2 separate regions of the Homo sapiens genome follow, and region 1 is linked to region 2. A link is a contact called in ENCODE Hi-C or POLR2A ChIA-PET data. All regions are on one chromosome and are shown on one strand. Each heading gives the region's core, a stretch centred on a gene start or an enhancer-like site at or near the end of the contact. The rest is flanking DNA. Distances are from core to core; before and after follow the strand shown. Region 1 overlaps ANKMY2 (ankyrin repeat and MYND domain containing 2). Region 2 holds the start of TSPAN13 (tetraspanin 13).

Region 1 (4,781 bases), core at 1,839-4,338, 150 kb before region 2:
AGCCTGGCCAACATAGTGAAACCCCTTCTCTACTAAAAAAAATACATAAATTATCCCATCATGGTGGCAGGCGCCCATAGTCCCAGCTACTCAGGAGGCTGAGGCACGAGAATCTCTTGAACCCAGGAGGCGGAGGTTGCAGTGAGTTGAGATTGTGCCACTGCACTCCAGCCTGGGGGATAGAGTGAGGTTCTGTCTAAAAAAAAAAAAAAAAAAAAAAAAAAAAAAGAGAGAGAGAGAGAGAGAATTTCTATGATGTTTTATACTCAATAACATTAACACTCAAGTAAACTCATATATATGAAAGTTGAGCAAAAACAGTGATTTTTTTTTTTAAGGGCCTTGGGAATATCCATTACACCCTGTAAAATAACAGCTTGTCTTCAACCCTGTATGATCTTCTGGCTGCAGGGATACTACAGTGAGGTTAACATGTTAAGAATGTACAATGTACTAGTTAAAACTGCAGACCTCGCCAAGCACCAGCTCTACAATTTTGGATAAATTAGGCAACCTGTTTAAAGTTCCTCATCTGTGCTACTGGATAAAGTCTAATTCACAGGGTCATTGTGAATATTATACAAAATTATTTCAGGGATAGAGTAACTTTCACTGTTAGCTATTATTATTATCTACTGAATTAAAAAGCAGAATCTGATTTCTTAAACTAACTGGCCAATTCAATATTGCATTACAATCAGCTCTAGGTACCAGAAGTATTGGAATAGTAAGAGTATTCAAAATCCTTTAGGTCCTATTTTTGTTTGAGAAGAGTTTTTTGATAGTATATTGAAAGCAATTCAACATGGGAAAAAAATAAGTTGACCATGTGTTCTGTTGGTATCATAATGGAAAATGCTGTTTTAGATAATTTATGATAATCAGAACCAACCCCATTTTCTGACCACCCCTTTCTTAACATACATCTAAGGAAATTTTTGATATTGATATGGCTTATGCTTGAATTTCTCTTTGTCCAATGTTAAAGTTCCTATTCATGCCAGCTCTGTTAGTTCTGATTCATTTAGTAATTCATGACAATAAAGGAGAAAAGTACCTCTACTTTGCCACTGCTATTTATTTTCCTAATTCTGTTACCAGGGCGGTCCAGGAGATACAGCTGAGGAAGCTCATTATTTTCTTAAACAGCTTTCTTTTTTTCTATTCTCTTTTACTTAAAGTCCTTTTAAGCCTGCTTAAAAGGACTCCTTGTGGTCCAGGAGTTTCAGGACCCTTCGCCAATTACTACAGGAAGATAAGGCCTGAGTGAAACTCAGCAAACCAGAAGCAGAGACTCCTTGCTACCTTTAGATCATTAGCATATCATTATAATGCTAAGCTTCTCACCCAGAGGAGAATCGCTGCCTTTTCTGAACGTGGGGTGTATGGAGACACGTTTATGATGTATGCCAGTACATCTGGAGTTCCTCTCTGAATATGCTTACCTATCTTCCACCCAACATCTAACTCCTTAAAGTTCCCCAGCTTCCCACAGCTTGGGAGGAAGGTGTCTTTAGAGCAAGAGCTCTCTCCTTTTCCATTCCTGGCCAGGAATAAAACCTGCCTGCCTTTTTTCCCCCAAATGTATGTTCTTTTTTGCAGCTAATGCAGAGCAGGGAAATAACTCAGTTTACTGGCTGACAATTTCTTCTGCTTTTCCACAACCCTCCATGGTATGCAAAGACAGGGGCCGTGCCCTCTTGCCAGAGTCCTCCACAGCATGTGACAGAGTGGGGTGAAGAAAAGGAGAATTGATGGTAACACAAACATTATAAAAAATCACTAAAATCCGGGAACTCAGGTAAAAAGCATGTCAGTGGGAGAGCGAGGGCTGGGAGGGCTCCTTTACTACCTAAAGATAAATGTTCATCAGTGTGTGTATAGATGAAGTACTTGGATGAATGATTTTATTTTTTTCGGAGGGAGGCTTGTCATGATTAACAAATTCAGTCTAAATTCGCTTGCTGAATTCCTAACCAGTTAACCCTCAACATTGAATTTACTCAAAGTCATCCTAGAGCCAGCATGGTATAGGGTGTGTGTGGTATAGGGTATATGTTTGGGCTAGGAAAAAAATAATGGAGTGTCAGGAAGATAAAAATCCACAAGATAGGCCGGGCACAGTGGCTCACGCCTGTAATCCCAGTGTTTTGGGAAGCCGAGGCAGGTGGATCACCTAAGGTCAGGAGTGTGAGACTAGCCTGGCCAATATGGTGAAACCCCATCTCTACTAAAAACACGAAAATGGCCGGGCGCAGTGGCTTATGCCTGTAATCCCAGCACTTTGGGAGGCCGAAGTGGGTGGATCACGACGTCAGGAGATTGAGACCATCCTGGCTCACATGATGAAACCCCGTCTCTACTAAAAATGCAAAAAATTAGCTGGCGTGAACTGGGGAGGCAGAGCTTGCAGTGAGCCGAGATTGCACCACCGCACTCCAGTCTGGACAACAGAGTGAGACTCTGTCTCAAAACAAACAAAAAAAAGTACAAAAATTAACTGGGCGTGTTGGCGGGCACCTGTAATCCCAGCTACTCAGGAGGCTGAGGCAGGAGAGTCACTTGAACCTGAGAGGCGGAGGTCACAGTGAGCTTGAGATAGTGCCATTTCACTCCCGTGTGGGCGACAAGAGCCAAACTCCATTTCAAAACAAAAACAAACCAACAAACAAACAAAATCCACAAGATAGAATTTGATCAGCAAAGTGAGGTGAGAATTCTAGTCATTTTGTTCTGCAATTGTACATATTAAAATAATTATTACTTTGCTGTTCTCCAATATTTGTCAAGTTCCCTATTATTTTTTAAGTTCTCTAATACTTCTCTAATATTTGCCACTCCCCAGCAAATTATAAAACAAGATGAGTTGTTTATATTTGTAGGCACAATTTATTTTAAAATCCACACAAGAAACCCAGAAATGCAGCATTATCTTCAGACATCACATTCTAGCTCTGTTTAAATACCACATATGCTAAAAACCGACGCCAGGACATTCTCTAAATGAGTTACAAATCAGTTTCTGGAAAGGAAGTGCTCCATGAAAAGCTTATAGCAAGATAACTCAGGCTTTCAGGTGGAGTATGGCACGTGAATTAGCCTTACAGTAATTGTGTACATAGTATGTTTAGTCATTATTGAATCAAAAGTTTCAGGAAGTACCTTTTTTAATGCATACGCTGAGAGAACCGTCAATATGCCTTTGTTCCTGCTGAGGGATCTGCCATTCTGGAGGTACAAATACTGCAGATAGAATATCACCGCAGGACTACGTCAAGTTCAGAGTGTTCAGGATCATTTCTATATAAAACTACAATTAGCTGAACTATGGCAAAGGTCCTTGAACATAAAGCCTTTCTTCATTTCATTGCATCTTAATAAGTAGAATGCCACTACCGTAAATGCTGCTTATATGTATTTTATTCACATATAAGTTATGATTTTTCTAACTACCCTCTGTAGCTATAAATTTTTCCCTTCCTGAAAATCTCTCTTCCACACCTGTTCTGCTTGTCCCTTTGTTCCCTAAAGCCTGTATTTTTTCTTTAAGGGGATCTATTTTCCTTTGAAACAATTGCTGGAAAGCCAGCCTCAGAAAGGTAATAGGAATGTTTTTCCTGTATTTTGAAACAAAAAATTTTCCATAGGAATATCCATTCAATTATAGAACAGAAATCAATAGGAAATTAGGGCATGGTCAACAGGGGTTTGCTTGAAAACCTGTATTCTATGAAATGTGGAATCCTGCCATGGTGCCACGCAGGTATAACAAGGTGAGGACAATGCATTCCTAGGAGTTTTCCAGCTTCTTGCAGGGTGAGGATCATCCACACTGGCACTTGCTCTGGCTTTTACTCCTCAGACACCTGTGGCCCTGCAGGAGCATCCTGTAAGCCTTCCAACTCAGCTTCGCTTTCAAGAGATTCTTTCTTTCCTTCCCCGGAATCTTCAGGATTGGAATCCTTTTGAGAGATACCTACTTCAGCCTCTGGTTGCTCTTCATTAACACAGTTAGAATTGACATCAAGTTTGCCGTCTGATTAAAAAAAGAAGAAGTTATTTTGTTCCTACCATGTGTCAGACACTCTTCTCAATGCTTTACATGTATTATTTAATCTTCCTATCAACTACATGAGGTATATTAGTATCTCTACTGTCATCGCTAACGTTATTTTACAAATGAGAAAACTGAGAAGAGAGAGGTTTGGTAGCTTGCTGCAAGTTTCCTGGCTAGTGAAACAGCAGAACCAGCATTTGAACTCAGGCCGCTGGCTCCAAAGCCATCTCTAAATCAAGATTGTTGCTTGGGATTTGACAAAGCCTGTATTTGAATACAGCTTTTCTGTGAATTTATTTGATGTCCTTGGAGAGGTAATTGCCTGCATGAAGTTGTTTCCCTTGTCTATAATATGCAGGTAATAAAGGCTATCCTACATTGGTGAAGAATAAAGTTGTCTGTAACATTTAGAGCAGTGTTTGGTGCATGAATGATGCTTAACAACTGGGAGTGCCCATTCTACTGACAATCTTATTCTCCCTCAATAGTGTGTTAGTAATGAACATTTGTTACTTTCTGTCCTTAGCACATAGAATAAAAAAGTTTGGTCAAGAAAACAAGAGAAGGCATGGCAGTCAGAAAGCCTGACTATTCTCTTAAGGATAAATGGTTTAATTGTGTACAAACCATTTAATTCCACTGAGAGTATATCTCAACCCAGTAGTAAAGCGGATATGGTTCCTTGAGAGATGGAGGCAGAAATGCCTGGTATCAGAATAACCGA
Region 2 (5,212 bases), core at 2,438-4,937:
TCTTTGCTCTCCACTCACATCCTTGGCTTTCTGTATCTTGTGAGATCTCTTGCTATCCTGTGTGGAATCCTATTCCAGCCATTGGAGGGCTCTTTCAGTGTACCATAGAGAGAGTTTTCTTTTCTGCTGCTACGTTAGTCCTGGAGTTAAAGAACCAGATTGCTTTGCTGGAATTTTTCTTATTTTTCCTCACTTTACCCCAGCTTTTAGCCACTATCTTGCATTTGGGGAAGGCTTATACACCTTGAAATAGTTGGAGATGAAGAATATCTATTAGCACTTGACATGGTTTGGCTGTGTCCTCACCCAAATCTCAGCTTGAATTGTATCTTCCAGAATTGCCAGATGTTTTGGGAGGTACCCAGGGTAGGTAATTGAATCATGGGGGCCGGTCTTTCCCATGCTATTCTCGTGATAGTGAATAAGTCTCATGACATCTGATGAGTTTATCAAGGGTTTCTGCTTTTACTTCTTCCTCATTTTTCTCTTGCCACCACTATGTAAGAAGTGCCTTTCGCCTCCCACCATGATTCTGAGGCCTCCCCAGCCATGTGGAAATATAAGTCCAATTAAACCTCTTTTTCTGCCCAGTTTCAGGTACGTCTTTATCAGCAGCATGAAAACGAACTAATGCAGCAATCTTGCCTGACCACGGCCTTTGTAGCTTATATGTCTTGTTTTAAAAGAAAGCCCATGGGTTAGAGCTGGCAAATAGTTGCAGTCATTCTGTAGCTGGGGCTCTGGATTATAAACTGTCACATAGTCCAGGTAGGGGCAGTAGAAGATGGTTAAATAGTCATTTAGTTTCTCCTTATCCCTCTCAAAGGTAGTTTCTCCCTTCCACAGCCAGTCTATAAGAGATGAAAGTGACTATGAGTTTTTTTCCCCCTCTAATAATGTCTCATCACTTCTTGGATTTTAGTTCCTCTAGTGCCTTTAGCCCCTCAGTTCTTCGATAGTTTTTTGTTGTAAGTATGATTTGGTAGCTTATCTAGCTTGTTTTTACTTACTTTGAGACAGGGTCTTGGTCTGCACCCAGGCTGGAGTGCTGTGGCGCCATCATAGCTGACTGCAGCCTTGATCTCCTGGGCTCCAGCAATCCTTCCCCCTCAGGCTCCTGAGTAGCTGGGATAGCTGGGATTACAGGTATGCACCACCACACCCAGCTAATATTTTCAATTTTTAGTAGAGATGGGGTCTCACTATGTTGTCCAGACTGCTTGTTCTTATTAGGGTGGGAACAAATGGTCTTTTGAAAATTTCTATATCCAAATCAGGAGAAATTGCAACATGTCCATTTGTTTTCCTATTTTCAGACATTGTTTTGTTTCCTCTATCAAAAGCCGTATCTCCTATCAGACAACTCTCCTACAACTATAGCTCTTGCCTGGCTTCTGTAACTGTTCCCTTAAATCACCCCCTTAGTCTTAGGGGTAATTAGAACTTCCTGCTCTTACTATCTCTGAGCTGCCTCATCATGCTTTGTTGGTTTCCTTTTCTTTTTGAGACAGAATTTCACTCTGTCACCCAGGCTGGAGAGCAGTGGCGCGATCTTGGCTCACTGCAACCTCCACCTCCTGGGTTCAAGTGATTCTCCTGCCTCAGCCTCCCAAGTAGCTGGGATTACAGGTGCCCGCTACCACGCCTGGCTAATTTTTGTAGTTTTAGTAGAGACGGGGTTTCACCATGTTGGTCAGTCTGGTCTCAAACTCCTGACCTCAGGTGATCCACTACCCTCGGCCTCCCAAAGTGCTGGGATTACAGGTGTGAGCCACCGCACCCAGCCGGTTTCCTTTAACTTTGTCCACACTTTTGAAAATAGTCCCTTTTTGAAATTCTTCTCAGTTATGCTATTTGAACGAGTCATCTCCTTTTTGCTGGGACCCTGACTGATAGGTGGTACTTCTCTGGGAAAACAAAGTGATTCAGCCTATAGGGAGATAGTGAAGATATTATGCAGAAGCCAAAGAGAGAGTTGCAATAGTTGGTTGAGTGATAGTTGAAGTGGTACTAATGTTGGTGACACCCAGGAATGGGAAGAGAATGAATAGATTTCCCTGCCAATGCCTCATCTTTTGTAAACCTCTGGCTATTAAAAAGGAAAGTTGAGCATCATCAAAGCATTGTTTGTGTTTGAGGATCATTTTCCAGGTTAGTTTTTGAAATATTTCTAGCTGTATATAAAAGGTTAATGTGGAATAGAAAGCCTAACAAATTAATGAGGTCTTGTTGGTATGGTGGGGTCAGGGGAGGGAAGGAGAGGCTGGAAGAGGGAGCAGAGAATTCTAAGAAGACGAATTATTTTAATCAGCTGCAATGTTTAATTTAATTTAATACAATTTAGCATTTGCAATTACATAATTTACTCCGTATGAACCTTTAGGTTAGATATAGTATTGTAAACTTGCAAATCTCTTTATAAAACCTTTTTCTTTGGTAGAAACTACTATGAAGTAAATAAACCTTTATTGCCTTCGCTTAGTGCCTGGAACACAGTAGGCCTTTACAAAATGTCAGATCTATGAATACTAGCTGACATTTATTGAGGCCTTCCCCTGTGCCAGCCACTATGCAAAAAGTGCTTGACATACTTCTAAAATCTCAATTTATAGGTGAGGAATTAAGGATACAAGATGCATTTCTATAGTAGAGAAGCAGTAAACTGATAATGAATTAATTGAGGTGAAGTCTGAGTTATTTGAAGATTTTCAGTTATTTTTGTGAAAAAATAAGTTTATTGAAATTCACGACCAGAACACAAAAATAATCTCTCTTGATTTTCTTTTTAAAATTTTTTAAAAAACTTTTGTTGACACGTAGCAGATGTATATATTTACGGGGTACATGAGATGTTTTGATACAGGCATGCAATGTGAAATAAGCACATCACGGAGAATAGGGTATCCATCCTCTGAAACATTTATCCTTTGAGTTACAAACAATCCAATTACATTCTTTAAGTTATTTTAAAATACACAATTAAGTTCTTATTAACGATTGTCACTTTATTGTGCTATCAAATAGTAGGTCTTATTCATTCTTTCTATTTTTTTGGACCTATTAACCATCCCCACCTTCTCCCGCTCTTGATTTTCCTTTGCATGCATGTATTCATAAAGTTTATTAGTATTTTGCAAATCTTTGTAGGATAAGTCTGACCTGTCCAGGTCACAATTATAGGGCACATATCTTATTTTCTGAGAGAAGCAGGGATTTTATTTTATTTTTTATTGTTTCACTTATTTTCTCCCTTTCATTTGCCTCTACTTCGTTCTCTTTTAAATCTTTCACATGTTTTCATTCATTACTTGCTTCCTGCCTTCCTTCCCTCAAACAAGGCCAGGTGCTTAGTTTTGAAATCTCATTCAAAATGGTGCCACGTCATCTGCCAGGGCCAAGAATCCAGAGGTGCTGTCATATTTCTCCTTGCCAGCGTGGATCTCCTCCGAGCCCCGCCCTCCCTCCTCACCTGCTCCTGGGGAAACTACACCAAGGCCGCCGCTCTGGCCTGGGGCTCCCTCCCACACGGCCTTGGCCCTCTCCCCCTCGCCCCGGGACCGCTCCGCCCCTCCCGGATCCCGGTCGGCGGAGCGCATTTATTTGCATATTTCTACCTTTGTTCCCTGCCAGCGGCCAATCAGCGCGCGGGGCGAGACGAAGGGGCTGGGCGGGGCTCGGGCTCCTGCTCCGGCTCAGCTGCGGCGGCCGCAGGTTCCAAAGCGGGTCCGAGCCGCCGCCGCGCGCGCGCCGCGCACTGCAGCCCCAGGCCCCGGCCCCCCACCCACGTCTGCGTTGCTGCCCCGCCTGGGCCAGGCCCCAAAGGCAAGGACAAAGCAGCTGTCAGGGAACCTCCGCCGGAGTCGAATTTACGTGCAGCTGCCGGCAACCACAGGTTCCAAGATGGTTTGCGGGGGCTTCGCGTGTTCCAAGAACTGCCTGTGCGCCCTCAACCTGCTTTACACCGTGAGTATCCCCAGTCCGTTCCTGCTCGCTTGGGGGCTTTGCACCTGCTTGGGAGCTCTTTGGCTTCCCTGCCTGGTCAGCGACTCACTCGTTGCATCCCGCGCCCCCTTCCCGGCTTCCCACGTCTGCGCGCCCCCGGCCTCACCATCCGTCCCCGCCGGGGACCGGGCGCCGGCGCTTGTCGCAGTCTCTTCCTTTCGTTCATTGTGAAGCCGCGGTCTCTCAGGCTCGCTGGCCGCGTCTCTGCCACATTGCTCCACCCCGCCCCCTCACCCACCGCCTTGTTTTTCAAACATTCAACCGGACCTCTCCGCTTTCCCACCCCGTACCCTTCTGCCGCTCGCTCCTGACATCCAGACGCATCTGGGCCAGGCGTGGAGGCGCGAGAGCCGTCAGGGCTTGCGGACAGTTTTGCGGAATGGCGTGGCCTGAAACTGACGAGGCGGCATATGGCTGGTGTGCCTCTGGGTTAGCTCTTGGTACCCTCGGGATTTTAATTGAGGCCACTGAGTAGGTTCACAGGATGTCCGCTGCTTCCGAAGTTTGTTTCGTGCTCACAGTAAAGGGATGTCTTTTTGTTTTTGTTGTTGTCAGTTTTGCTAGTACTTGGTGCTTTTTCTGTGTGTCTTGTCCATGATCAATATCCTAACTCCATTTTAAACCAAGTCCTCCAGGAAATAAGCGAGCCCCCACCCAAGTCGTTTCTTTCCCTGCCAACCAGCTTGGGCCTCTTAGTTTTAACGCTGCAGGCTCTCTTTGTGATTTTTTGAGGCGCAATTCTGGGTGAACAGGAGGATGGGCAGGACAGATCGACATTTATTGAATGCCTATCACGTCCCAGGTTTTACATACACAATGCTCGTTCATCATTCTGACAACCTTCTGAGGGAATGGGGCATTATCTGCATTTTATACATAAGGTAACAGACCAAAAAGGTTTTAGTAAGTTTACATAGCTGGTAGTTGACGAGTCAGGAGTGGAACCTAGGCTGTGGAATCCAGATCTTTCCACAGGCTGTCTCTACCGGGCGGAAGAAACTTCCTCTTCTGTCATCATCCCTCCATAGTAGTCTTGCTCCCTTCTATAAATATACCTGGCGCTTTGCAGCACCCACCCTGAAAACAAACCCAGCACCCCTGCATTAGCAGAGAGCTAGGCCATCTGTGCAAGCTTAGATTACCTCCTTGGAATAGAGAGGCTGCCTTGTGGTCACCAACAGGAGAAGGAGGTTGGGTCATTTTACCTTTA

The links. Hi-C counts contacts between places; a loop is a spot of excess contacts on that map. ChIA-PET counts read pairs that join two places held with the same protein, here RNA polymerase II (POLR2A). Pooled maps may share reads with other maps.
Region 1: a map of Caco-2 shows a loop between it and region 2 (2.6-fold over the local background). The contact joins the enhancer-like site here to the promoter of TSPAN13 in region 2. A Hi-C loop is called at or near these places in 1 of 168 maps with a recorded cell type or tissue (Caco-2) and 1 of 50 pooled maps. POLR2A ChIA-PET finds 5 or more read pairs at or near these places in 3 of 52 experiments (A549, A673 and activated CD8-positive, alpha-beta memory T cell).

The regions. Positions count from the first base shown.
Region 1 is chr7:16,596,910-16,601,690 of GRCh38, forward strand. ANKMY2 (ankyrin repeat and MYND domain containing 2) reads right to left here. Exons shown (of 10, transcript NM_020319.3): 10 at 2,870-4,036. The coding sequence ends at 3,852. Among named protein-coding and RNA genes, the nearest start is that of ANKMY2, 46 kb to the right of the region's middle. Within about 2 kb of position 3,089, at least 2 of the 41 ENCODE cell types and tissues checked have a DNase peak (open chromatin) inside an H3K27ac peak, as active enhancers do.
Region 2 is chr7:16,750,068-16,755,279 of GRCh38, forward strand. TSPAN13 (tetraspanin 13) reads left to right here and starts at 3,688. Exons shown (of 6, transcript NM_014399.4): 1 at 3,688-3,963. The coding sequence starts at 3,901.